Linked DNA regions of Mus musculus: region 2 is linked to region 1. A link is a loop called in an ENCODE intact Hi-C map of the cell type or tissue named here. Cell type or tissue: left cerebral cortex. All regions are shown on one strand. Each heading gives the region's core, and the rest is flanking DNA. Links, peaks and the distances in the headings are about the cores only. Region 1 has its middle 38 kb from the start of Gm35444. Region 2 overlaps Gm35161 (a long non-coding RNA gene).

What was found. Hi-C counts contacts between places; a loop is a spot of excess contacts. Peaks named below come from ENCODE experiments on the same cell type or tissue, not always from the same donor. Only the 100,000 strongest peaks of a DNase experiment are listed, where the experiment ranks them.
Region 2: it touches region 1 in a loop (13-fold over the local background); 3 of 42 quality-filtered maps call a loop at or near these places.

The regions. Positions count from the first base shown.
Region 1 is chr13:69,327,531-69,332,917 of GRCm38, forward strand. No RefSeq gene overlaps it. Among named protein-coding and RNA genes, the nearest start is that of Gm35444, 38 kb to the left of the region's middle. In left cerebral cortex, for the core only: no CTCF peak of the experiment used is centred there; DNase peaks (open chromatin) are centred at 3,235 and 4,071; H3K27ac peaks cover 2,380 bases.
Region 2 is chr13:69,003,304-69,008,690 of GRCm38, forward strand. All of the region lies in intron 2 of Gm35161 (a long non-coding RNA gene), which reads left to right. Gm35049 (a long non-coding RNA gene) reads right to left here. Exons shown (of 3, transcript XR_873626.2): 3 at 2,617-4,037. Among named protein-coding and RNA genes, the nearest start is that of Gm35161, 6.5 kb to the left of the region's middle. In left cerebral cortex, for the core only: no CTCF peak of the experiment used is centred there; a DNase peak (open chromatin) is centred at 3,007; H3K27ac peaks cover 457 bases.

The DNA.
Region 1 (5,387 bases), core at 280-5,279:
TGCAGGTCAGACAGTCGTATACATATTTTTTTTTAAAGAAAAGAGACATTTCAAAGAGGCTGGAGATGTAATTCACTGGTATGCTGTGGATAGCCCTGGGGCTAATTATATTTGATGTTAATTCTGTTCTCCTGTGAGTGGGTGTGAACAAGGAATGAGTCAGCACTCAGGTGATTTCCTATAAACCTGCTTCCCACCTTAATTTGTAAAATTAAAAAATAAAAGAGAGCTGATGATTGGGCAGATAAAAGGGAAGGTGGAGTGGAAGGTGAGGGGAGGGAAGAAGGAGAAAGTGGAAGAAGGAGAGGACACAGAGGAGGAGGAGGAAGAAGAAGAAAAGTGGAGCAGAAGCCTGGAGAATCCACAAGTCCTAAGGGGTCTCATAGATGTGGAAGACAGTAGTGTAACGGTAGATCTGCCCAATCTTGGTGCACAGCCTGTATTCATATTAACTGAGCTGTGTTTTCATTGCTTGGACATATTTGGGAGATTTACCCCAACACTGGTAGAGCACTCGGGCTGTATGTGTGAGTCCCTGGGTTAGATCTGTAACACTATAATCAATTAATGAACCAATCAATTAATCCATCAAAGGTTTGCAAACATATTCTGTCCACGTCTGTCCCTTATAACACTATTTGTAATAGCAAAACAACAGACAGCACTTAAGTGTTCAGTGACTGCAGACAAGGCCATTAGGCAAACTGCAGACGTTAGTATCAGAGAAAGCATGAGGGAGGGGCCCTTGTATGTTTTGATGGGAGATAAGTACGAACAACATGGAGAGACATGAGCAAAGACCAAGAGCAGAATTTCCACTATGTGGGCATCTGGAAATATCTTAAGAAGCTAATAGCAGTTCTATTCAATTAAATTAGGATATGTCATTCCCAGGATTTGATTGTGATATAATCATACACATAACAAGACATCTCGATTGTGAAGCATAAAGGACTCAATCAGCAGAGTACCTGCCTTGCAAGTGTGAAGACCTGAATTTTATCTTTAAAATCCATGTGAAAAATGGTAGATATGGTTGCTGGGCAATTGGGAACAGGCAGCCAGCCTCACCTACCTCCCAGTTCTAGGCCAGTGAGAGACCCAGTCTCAAAGGAATAAGGCATGAGGGAGGTAACTGAAGAATAACTGAGTTTGTCCTCTGTTCTCTACAAATTGGTGCAGCTACAGGCATGCATGCCTGATTGCACATGTGCACATACACACATACATGTGCACACACACACCACATAGTGCTCATGGATTTGTATAATCACCATGTCAATTTAAAATAAAGTAAGGAAAAGAAAAAGAGAAGAAATTCTTGTAAAAAGAGAAAGATTCACTTTTTCCCTTCAAACTGGTTTTTTCAATCTAAAATTTCTAACTTTGCTTAAATATTTATTACTGGCTTATCTGTAAATATGATAAGCAATCACAACTGTAATGCTCTGGGTGCAACTTGAGAGTGATATTTTTATTAAAATAAATCTGCATTCCATTTAGATATTTTAAGAGAGAAATTTCTTGTCCTACAAATTTGTTCTCACTGTATTTTCTAGTAGATTAGTTTAAATATTGTGTTATACATCTGTTAATTGCCAAGGTAACCCCCAAATTCTCTCTCCACATTTCTCCCATGACTATTTTGTGTGCACCAGTGTTATTCAAGGTGCAAATGTCTCTCATTACCCCTGAAAGTTGAGCCTACACCAGATAGTCTAACCAACAAAATGCAGCTTTTTCCGTGCCAGGGTGGGCCAGGAGCCTTTGTAGCTTCTAGGTTAACAATTTGTGGTTACTGATCTAAAGGTCATGTTTAAGGAATAAGTGGACATTCATGAAGATCTCCAAGAGCAGAGGAGACGTCAATCACTGGAGCTTACTTGCAGATCTGAGCCCAGCCCCTCCTCTTGATTCCTTATAGGCGGGTCACTGGGACAGTTCCATGCTGAGTTGTAGCCCCAAACCTTGCAGCCTCAGAATCTCAGAATATGATTGTATTGGAGAAGGTCTTTACAAAAGTAATTCCAGTAAAACTGGGCCTTTTGTCTGAGCATGAGTCCAGTGTGGTTGGTGAGCTTACAAGAAGGGAGATTAAACCGCAAATGGCAGAGAAGACCATACAGACACAATGAGAATACAGTTGGCCGTGCACAAGTGTAAGTATACATTTTTTGCAATCTACTTTTAATAAGGGTTCAACCTCTCCTCTAGCCCACCACCCAGCGGAGGTAGTAGAAGAGAAAAGTTACCAGGATATGGGGGAATTAAACCTGTTCAGCAATAGTTCTTTGGGGGAGAGCTCTATCTTCTTTGACAGCTCAGTTCCATAGCAAACACCAAATACGACTCAGCAGCTGCAGACCGGTCCTGTCAGCAGGCAGACACCAGGCAGCTGTAGTTCAATCCTGAAGAAACCACCAGGCTGGACAACAGGCCTGAGGGGAGGCCCCAGAAGCAGCAAGCTGCAGCAGGAACCGCATGAGCAGTTCTTGGGCAAGTTTCTGTCTGACATCATTACCACAAGTTCAGCTCGACAATGTTATGTAAGGTGAACCAATACATGCATGTCATTAGTGAAGAACAGAGAGGTGGAGCGGACCAAACCAAATGGTCTCCCACTGTCTGCGGGATCACATTTATAGTCCTTCACCAAGGGTCCTTTCATGTGTTTGCTATATCCAAACATCCTTTCCCCTGTGTCTGCTTCAGGAAAACAGCCTTTCGCGCATCTGCTTTAGCAAGACATCCTTCCAACCTGTGCGCCCCGGCAAAACACCATTTGACAGAACTGGCTTTCCAAAGAAACTTGATGTTTCCACTTCACACAAGGAAGCAAAGCCTGGGGTAGACATGGTCCTGCCGCTCCCTTTTTCCCACCCTGCAGTGGGAGACTGACTGAGAGAGTAAGTCCGTGCTGCTTAGACCAACAGACTTAGGAGTTTGGTTCCAGCAGCTTTAGCAAGCTACTCCAGGATCTTTGTGAGCATGTTTGACTCAGCCCTCATCTCTGTTCTTACCATTTCTGGCTGCGCCTGCCTTCCCATACAGGGAGCCTATCTATTTTTGTTTTAGTAGAAGGAGCAGACACGGCCCCTTTGTCCCTCCCATCGGTCTCCACTCTTCCTTTGAAGCATCGCTATTCTAGGCAGACACCTGGGCTCTCCATCCACACACATTATCACTTCCAGGGTACCCTGACAAGAAGCAATCTGGGGAACGGGGAGGGTTATTTTAACTCTGAGATTCATGATGGGGAAGGTACAGCAGCTGGGCCTCTGGCTGTTGAGGAAGCTTATCTCACAGCTTGCTACATTTCCACGAATCAGGAAGCAAAGACAGATAGGAAACAGGGTCAGGCTCTAAACGCCCCCAAAGATGGACTTCCTCCAGCTAGGCTCCACTTCCCAAAGTCTCCACAACTCCCTAAACAGAACCACCATCTGGGAACCCTGTGCTAAGACACAAGTATGTGGGAGACACTTTACATCTGAGCCACAGTACCTAACATCCAGGGTCTGCTATTTGAACATCTACAACTCAAGTTTGTTTCTCTCAGACTCATGCTGTGCTAACACTGGACCTCAGATCTGCACTGTCTGGTGATTGTAACTATGTTGGGATGAGTCTAATGAGTGTGATAGTTAGGACAAAGCTGGGGTCTTAAAACAACCATTGAAATAAAATCCTGGAGCTTCATACCCCAGAACTGCCTACCTCATATCTGATAAGTTGATTCTGTCGACTGGTCAGAACCAAAGAGAACAAGACAAGAGCCATTGCTATACTTGTGCCTCAACAGCCTGCCTGAGGGGCAGCCCTGCACTTGAGAGACGAGAAATGGAGCCCACTTGGGTTTCTGTGACACACAGTGCAGCCCGTTACTCTCTTTCCTCATGAAGATTTTTTAGAAGAGGCAAAAATATATACATTACAAACTTGAGGCCTTCAATATGTATATGCCTTAGCAAAGTCCTCCAGGCCTTATTGAGGACAGGATCACAACGACTGTGTGGGAATGCACTCTGTCAGTCTGGCAGCCCTCTTTGCCACAGATCTCTCTAAGCTCACACCTTCTTTTACTGGGAGGCAGCCAGCACGCCTTTGTTCTTGTTTAAGCATTTTCTTCCCACGGTGTTGTTTTTCCTCTATGATTTTCTGTAAACACAGCCCGGTTCCTATGCACATCCATCCCACGCTACTGTGCCTGCCTCCTCTGGGGAGTTACCTGTCATCCTGAGACACCGCTGCTGTCATTTCCTGTTTTGTATTTGACCCGGCTGAGGCATTAAATGTGGTGAGGGTGCTCGGGTGGCTCAATACTAAAACACCAGGTGGGATGGGAATGAGGCTTTGTTGGCATGCTAGATGTAGATGGAAGAAAGATCACTGTGTCCTTGGGAACAGAAATACCATTCACTGTGTCCCACCATACGCTGCCATTGCCGCATTGCAGAGCTGAAGGTGAACAGCGGAGGATTAGCATAAACTGACTGAGCTTTCTGACATTGTCTATAGTTTGCAACGGCGCTCTTAGAGGGAGGCATCATAAAAAAGAAACGCAGTTCCCAGATGTTCTTTTATCAGCCTCTAATTATTCCCCTAACGGCTTCCTGTCTTTCTAATGACATCCATCAGAGACAGCTACTAATTCGTTCTCCTTGGCTCTCTCATCCCCTGGAGGGGCACGTCCCTGGGACCTGGAGCTTACCATACCTGCCTCCTGTTTCCCATAGACCTGAACAGTCAAACCATGCCATCAGCAATTCCAGCAGCTGCTGAGTTTCAACAGTGAAGTCTGGACAAACCACACGAGGTAACAAAAGGTAGAGATTGCGGTGATCTCGGCTCTCAGAGAATCAGCAAAAGGAGAAGAAAAAATAAAAGTCACCTCACAGAGGACTGAGGATCCACACACTCCAAACACCTCAACCTTTGCACTAGATAGGAGAGGTTCTAGTGTTAGCCCACCAAAAAGAGTGGAGATTATATTTGGCCACATCTCATTACACATCTGCCTAGATAGTGTCGTTTTGAATGTCCCCATCATAAAGAAGCTAGGAGTTTGAAATAATGGACAACATGAACTATCCTGAGCTTCTTGGACATACATTTTTATAAATGCAGCCCCAGAGAAGCACTCATAACCTGTCAATCACAAAGGAAAATGTTAGCTCCTTCCTTGAATGTCGTTCTCCATATGGAAACTCTGGTCGTATTAACCACAGACAACACGATGGAATCTGCAAGAAACCTGAAGGCCTCGCACCACAGCCCATCATGTGTGAGCAAGTGCTACGCTAAGCAGAGAGAACACCATCCGATTCTGGTCTGTGCAGTATTAAAGGCAGGTTGAAATGCACAGGCTACCAGAATATCTCATTTAT
Region 2 (5,387 bases), core at 247-5,246, 320 kb before region 1:
TCACTGATAAAGTTTGAGCTTTTTAATGTTTAATATTGATTGTCAATTTGACAGATTCCAAAGTCACCCAAGACAAACCTCTAGGTCTGACTATAAGGGAGTTTCTAGTGGAGTTTATTAAGTGGACAGTATCATTTCAAGGGCTGAGGTCCTGGGAAGAATACAAAGGAGAAACCATCACTAACCTCTCTGCTTCTGGCTGGATACAATGTAATCAGCCACTGAGCTCCTACTGCATGATAGACTCTGTCTTTGAACTGTGTGCTACAATAAACCGTCTTTCATTACATTGCTTTTGTTGGTTATTTCGTAGCAGCAAGGAAGAAAGCAACTAAAATAGACCCACATGATCCTACTAGTGCCTCCCGCTGAGAACCAAGACCAGAGCCTTGGCAAGGATGTGTGGGGAGTATGATCCTCCAAATTAGAGCACTAAATACATTAAAAATTGTTAGGGAATATTCTAGAAACATCCTAAGATTCAAGTATAATATACTGAGAGATTATAGCACTGTGCTACACAATGCTATGGCATTGTTTAAGAGTATTTCTCTCCAATTCCATCTCCCTCATTCCATTCAGACAACATAGGTTATGGTTTTAAACCACTGCACATCGGCTGATTTATGACTTTATTTCTGAATTTGTAAATAAATCAAACCTACCACTAGTATTATTCCACTCTGTCTGATAGTAACTGTCAGTGTTCAGATAATAACTTTCTTAAAAGTTGATGGTACATCCTTGGAAAAATCATGTAAAACCTATGAGCTTTAGTTAATTTATATTTGCAGTGATAAAGTGGTTTATTTATTATAAGGTGTTTTCAAACAAGTTTATTCTACTCTTGTACATAATGGAATGACTTTTAACCTACCTCTTTGGATCAAAGAGAAAACTCTATACCCAATTAAAATATTAAAGGTAATTATAAATTGGACTGTATATTTAAAAGTGTGCTGGATTTTTCTGTTTGGTAAGTAGTATTTACTCCAAACTATTTCTCCCAAGAAAGAGAACATGTTATTAGTGGCATGGCAGGTCAACTTTCTGCACAGTCATATTTTTGTTTTAATGCAATCTACCTTCCTCCATCAGATGGCAAGTTTAGTAGGGGTAGAAATATTTAATTCCTTCTGTCCAACGTTATGTCCTTGTTGGGGGTTGGTTTTAATATTTTGAATTAATCCAGTCCCCCCAGATCGGGAATCTGCATGCCCAAACACTGAAGGTCCTTGTCCCCAATTGATTTTTGACTGATTAATAAACAGCCAACAGCCAGTGTCTGGGCAGATAGACTGAGGCAGGACCTTTGGATTTGTGAGGGCTAAGAACTGGGAGGAAGGGGGAGGATCACCATGATTTGGCTGGAGACAGATCCGATTGAGAGCCGCAGAAGGAAAATCATCTGAAATGTTGAGAAGGAATGCAGCCCAGGGTTGCCCAGAAGTGTCTTGGGCAGCAAAGATTAGGGAGCTGTCCAGAAAGAGCCAGGGCAACAGAGGTAAAATATACAATTAGAGGGCGTTAAGCTAGGATTATAGGAGGCAAATATATGTGCTAGCCACTGGGAGAGTTAGAACTGCCCAGCCTTTGAGCTAGTCAAGGCATTTAAAATTAACGCGTGTGTGTGTGTGTGTGTGTGTGTGTGTGTGTGTGTGTGTGTGTGTGTGTGTGTGTGTGTGTCTTTCATTCTTGAATCCAGAGGGTGGCACAAAGCAGCATTAGCTAAACTCACTACTACATGTCCCTATGACCATAATTTTTTAAATATAGTGGATGGATAGATGGATGGATGGATGGATGGATGGATGGATGGATGGATGGATGGATGGATGGATGCATGGTTAGATGAATGGATGGAGAGATGTGTGAATGAAGAGAGAAAATTAGGCTACTTCTTTTAAAAAGATAGCACAATGCATGAATATTGACAGAACTCTTCTAATCAGGATCTGATCTGCCAGGTTTCCAGATCCTAATGAGGCTGTGTTACAATGTGCCCATTTGCTCCTAAATGAAATGGTATCCTTCCTTCACTGGGTCTTTAAAGACCTTATCATGCTTTGGACTGTAACATAGCAGGATTTCCATTAAAGATCAAATGCCTATTGCCATAAATTCCACTTGACCCATCCAGCAAAGAGTAACAGCATGTCTGAAGTTAGAGCCTGAAGATTTTTTTTTCAGCACAGTAAATGTGTTCACAAAAGAGATCACGTAAAGAAAGTATTATTTTGGGTGAGTTTTATCCAGGGAAAATGCGTTTGGAGCTGTGAGTTTCCAGTAACTCACTGTGGAAAAAAAAAAACAATTGCAAAAGATAATTGTTCAGCAGCACAGGGTCTGTGAAGTATGCAGTGAAGGCTGCATCTCTACAGACTTAAGGACATGGACTTGACAGAAAAGAGACAGGGATAAAATCAAGCCAAAAACATAAGCACCTTCCTTTGTTGCCACTAACTGGCAAGCTTATCACCAGTCATTGCCAATGCCCCAACCCCACTCCCAAGGTCAGATGAGACATACCACTCCCAATCAGCTAGCTAGGGTTTCTGGATTTTGCATTTGTTCTTGTTGGCATTTTAAACAAAACCAATTTATTTGTAAACTTAATTTCCAACGTTATGACCCATTCATGCAAATTTATTTTGTATGTTACAAAGTGTTACAGATTTCACATTATAATCTCAAAACATTCGCTATTAAGTGGGAGATTTTAAAAAGATAAATGCCTGTACATTGTGGGTTTTGTTGTTGTTGTTGTTGTTGTTGTTACCAGCATACTAAATATGAAAACGCAAGATACCTTTGCATACCCTCAGACCTAAATAATTAGGCGCTTTCCTTCCAAATGGAACCCAGCCATGCTCTGGATTCTCTCACAGATGGACGGATGTGAAATTGAATGTTGACATCTGCCAAACCTTCTGTTAAGCCCAAGCCACTTGTAGCATTGCTGAGCTAACTTCAGTTTCTTCCTCTTACTGTGGCACCTGCCCACATCTCCAGATCCATGAAGCTTTGCCAACATCATCCAGGCTCTTCTCAAGTCTTAGGCATTTCCTTCTCCCATCTCCCGTTCCTGCTGCAATTGCCTTGCTCCAATTCTGTCTTATACATCTAGACTCAGGGACCAGGTACACTGGGCTGCAGGGCAGACCCTGATCCCTGCATTGTCCCCACTCCAGCCCTATCTCTAGATCCACCTGACTTCCATCCGTGCTCTTATTTTACACCCTGCTTCCACCATCTGCTTCCCTTGCCCAACTCTTTTTGTAGGGTGTGTAGGGAGGGGGCGTCATCCTTGTCCCCAACCTTCTGTCCACTCTCAACACCAGTAGCTGATTGTTCAGTGCCTGGCTTTATTCTGAAACAGAGAGATAACAATTGTCAAACAGGGTTTTAGGAGCTTGGAGGCTTGAGGAATATATTTTATGAGAATGTGTTTTTTAGAAACACATTGTCATGGATAACTAGTATTTAGGCTTAGAGTGTCATCCACTGTAATATTATCATGGTCATTTATACCAATAGGAGCCAAAATGTATAAACACTGAGTTTCTACCAGCAGGATATTTGAATACACAGATTCATTGCATTTAAGTGTTTATATAAAATGAGTTAATGAAAAACTCTTTCCAGTATCCTAAAAAGGCACAATCTGGACTCTGCTGAACCGGAGGTTCAGTTCACTCGGCTCCCTTGTGCTTGATGGAGGCGGTGCCCAGTACAACAGCCAGAAGGTTGCTGGGTTCCTGTGGCCAACTGCCCGAGGTTAAATAAGCTGCAAATGGCCAGATTCTGTTAGGTGCCAACTCTATCTAGACAGGTGCTGTTGACACTGTTACTGGGGAACGCTGAACACACTTTCATGCTCAGCAGGCTAAAGGAATAAAATGGCCATCCAGGCCTAGACAACTCTTACTGCATTACTAATGTATAACTGATACATGAGCCAAGGCTTGTCTTCTTGCTGAGGCCTTCACTTCTAAATGAATTCTTCCTGGGAGCCAACAAGTGGAGAGAGGGCTTATCTGAAAAAAATTAATAGATAAAGTAAAAATAAATAGAAAAGGAAGGAAAATGTGTAAAGAACTTATCATCAATGAAATACAGAAGATCAACATTAGGCTGTGAGTTGCATACTATTGGCTCAACCTGTTCTATGCCAAATTTTATTAGTGTGCTATCCCTGTTCTTAGGGCACTGTTCACAGACTGCATCCTGTACAGTGCACTGTCGCTTTTCCTACACTGAGAAGAAGTTCTGCAGTTACATTTAATTTGTAACTTTGTACGTATGTACTATAATTATGTTTATTTCAGATAAAAGTTTACAAAATTTTATACTTGGCATATAGTAAAATGACTACCAGCCTTTTTTTTAACCTCCTAAGAATAGAATTATAGGACAATTTAAGAATAAATGATTGTGGAGTGGGATGTTAGAAATCATCCGTGATTGTGTATAACAACAATGAATTAGGCTAATGATTCACATATTACCCATTGGTCCTTCTTTGAGTTAGAATACCCAGGATGTTTTTCCTTCCTAGATGTAACATATTCCTCATTCAAACAGTTGGAGTCTTCCAGGCAGTGTTAGTATGAAATGCAACAAGATGAACTATCAAATGAAATTCATAAAGTGATTTCTGTATTTGGCCAGGGACCAGTCTATCAGTTATCTACCAACAGGAAGATAACCCCAAGGATGTATACAAAGGCTGAGCTGTACCCAGAGATTTTCATCACAGAAGACCACAACCTGAGTCCGGGGGCCATGCCCTAGTTGCCCCACCCTGCCTATCACCTGGTTCTTACTAAATGATTAATCCCTGGGATATCTGATCTTTCCATTTACTGCTCAAAGAATGCATATTGAAATTGTTTTTCTTCTTCTGGTCATTATCCCAGGATCATAAATTCTTCATAAAGATCTTTGGGAGGGGTTCTCATACCAGACTATCTAATAAACACAGTATTATTTTGTTTATTATTATTGCTTTATCTGTATCATGATACACAGGTAATCTTCTAATTCCCTAAATCATCCTTTCCTCCTGGCCATCTGGAAATGTCTGTTTTTCACTAACTGGTTGATTGACACCCCATCCAATTCCCAGTAAGGGTTGGCAGATTAATGACCAACCTGTGATTGTTCCCAAATTATAATGATACTTCCAACCACTTTGGAAACACATGGGATATAAATTTCAATTAAATAATAGTTACTGGGAAAGAGAGAGATCAAAGATAATTAAAATAAGCTAATTTTAAAGTTATTAATGAGCACCTATGAAATTTAGACTTGATTTTAGAATGCTTATTTACTTGGAGAAATGGATGTGATAAATTATTTCAAGAAGTGACATCACGGGGTAA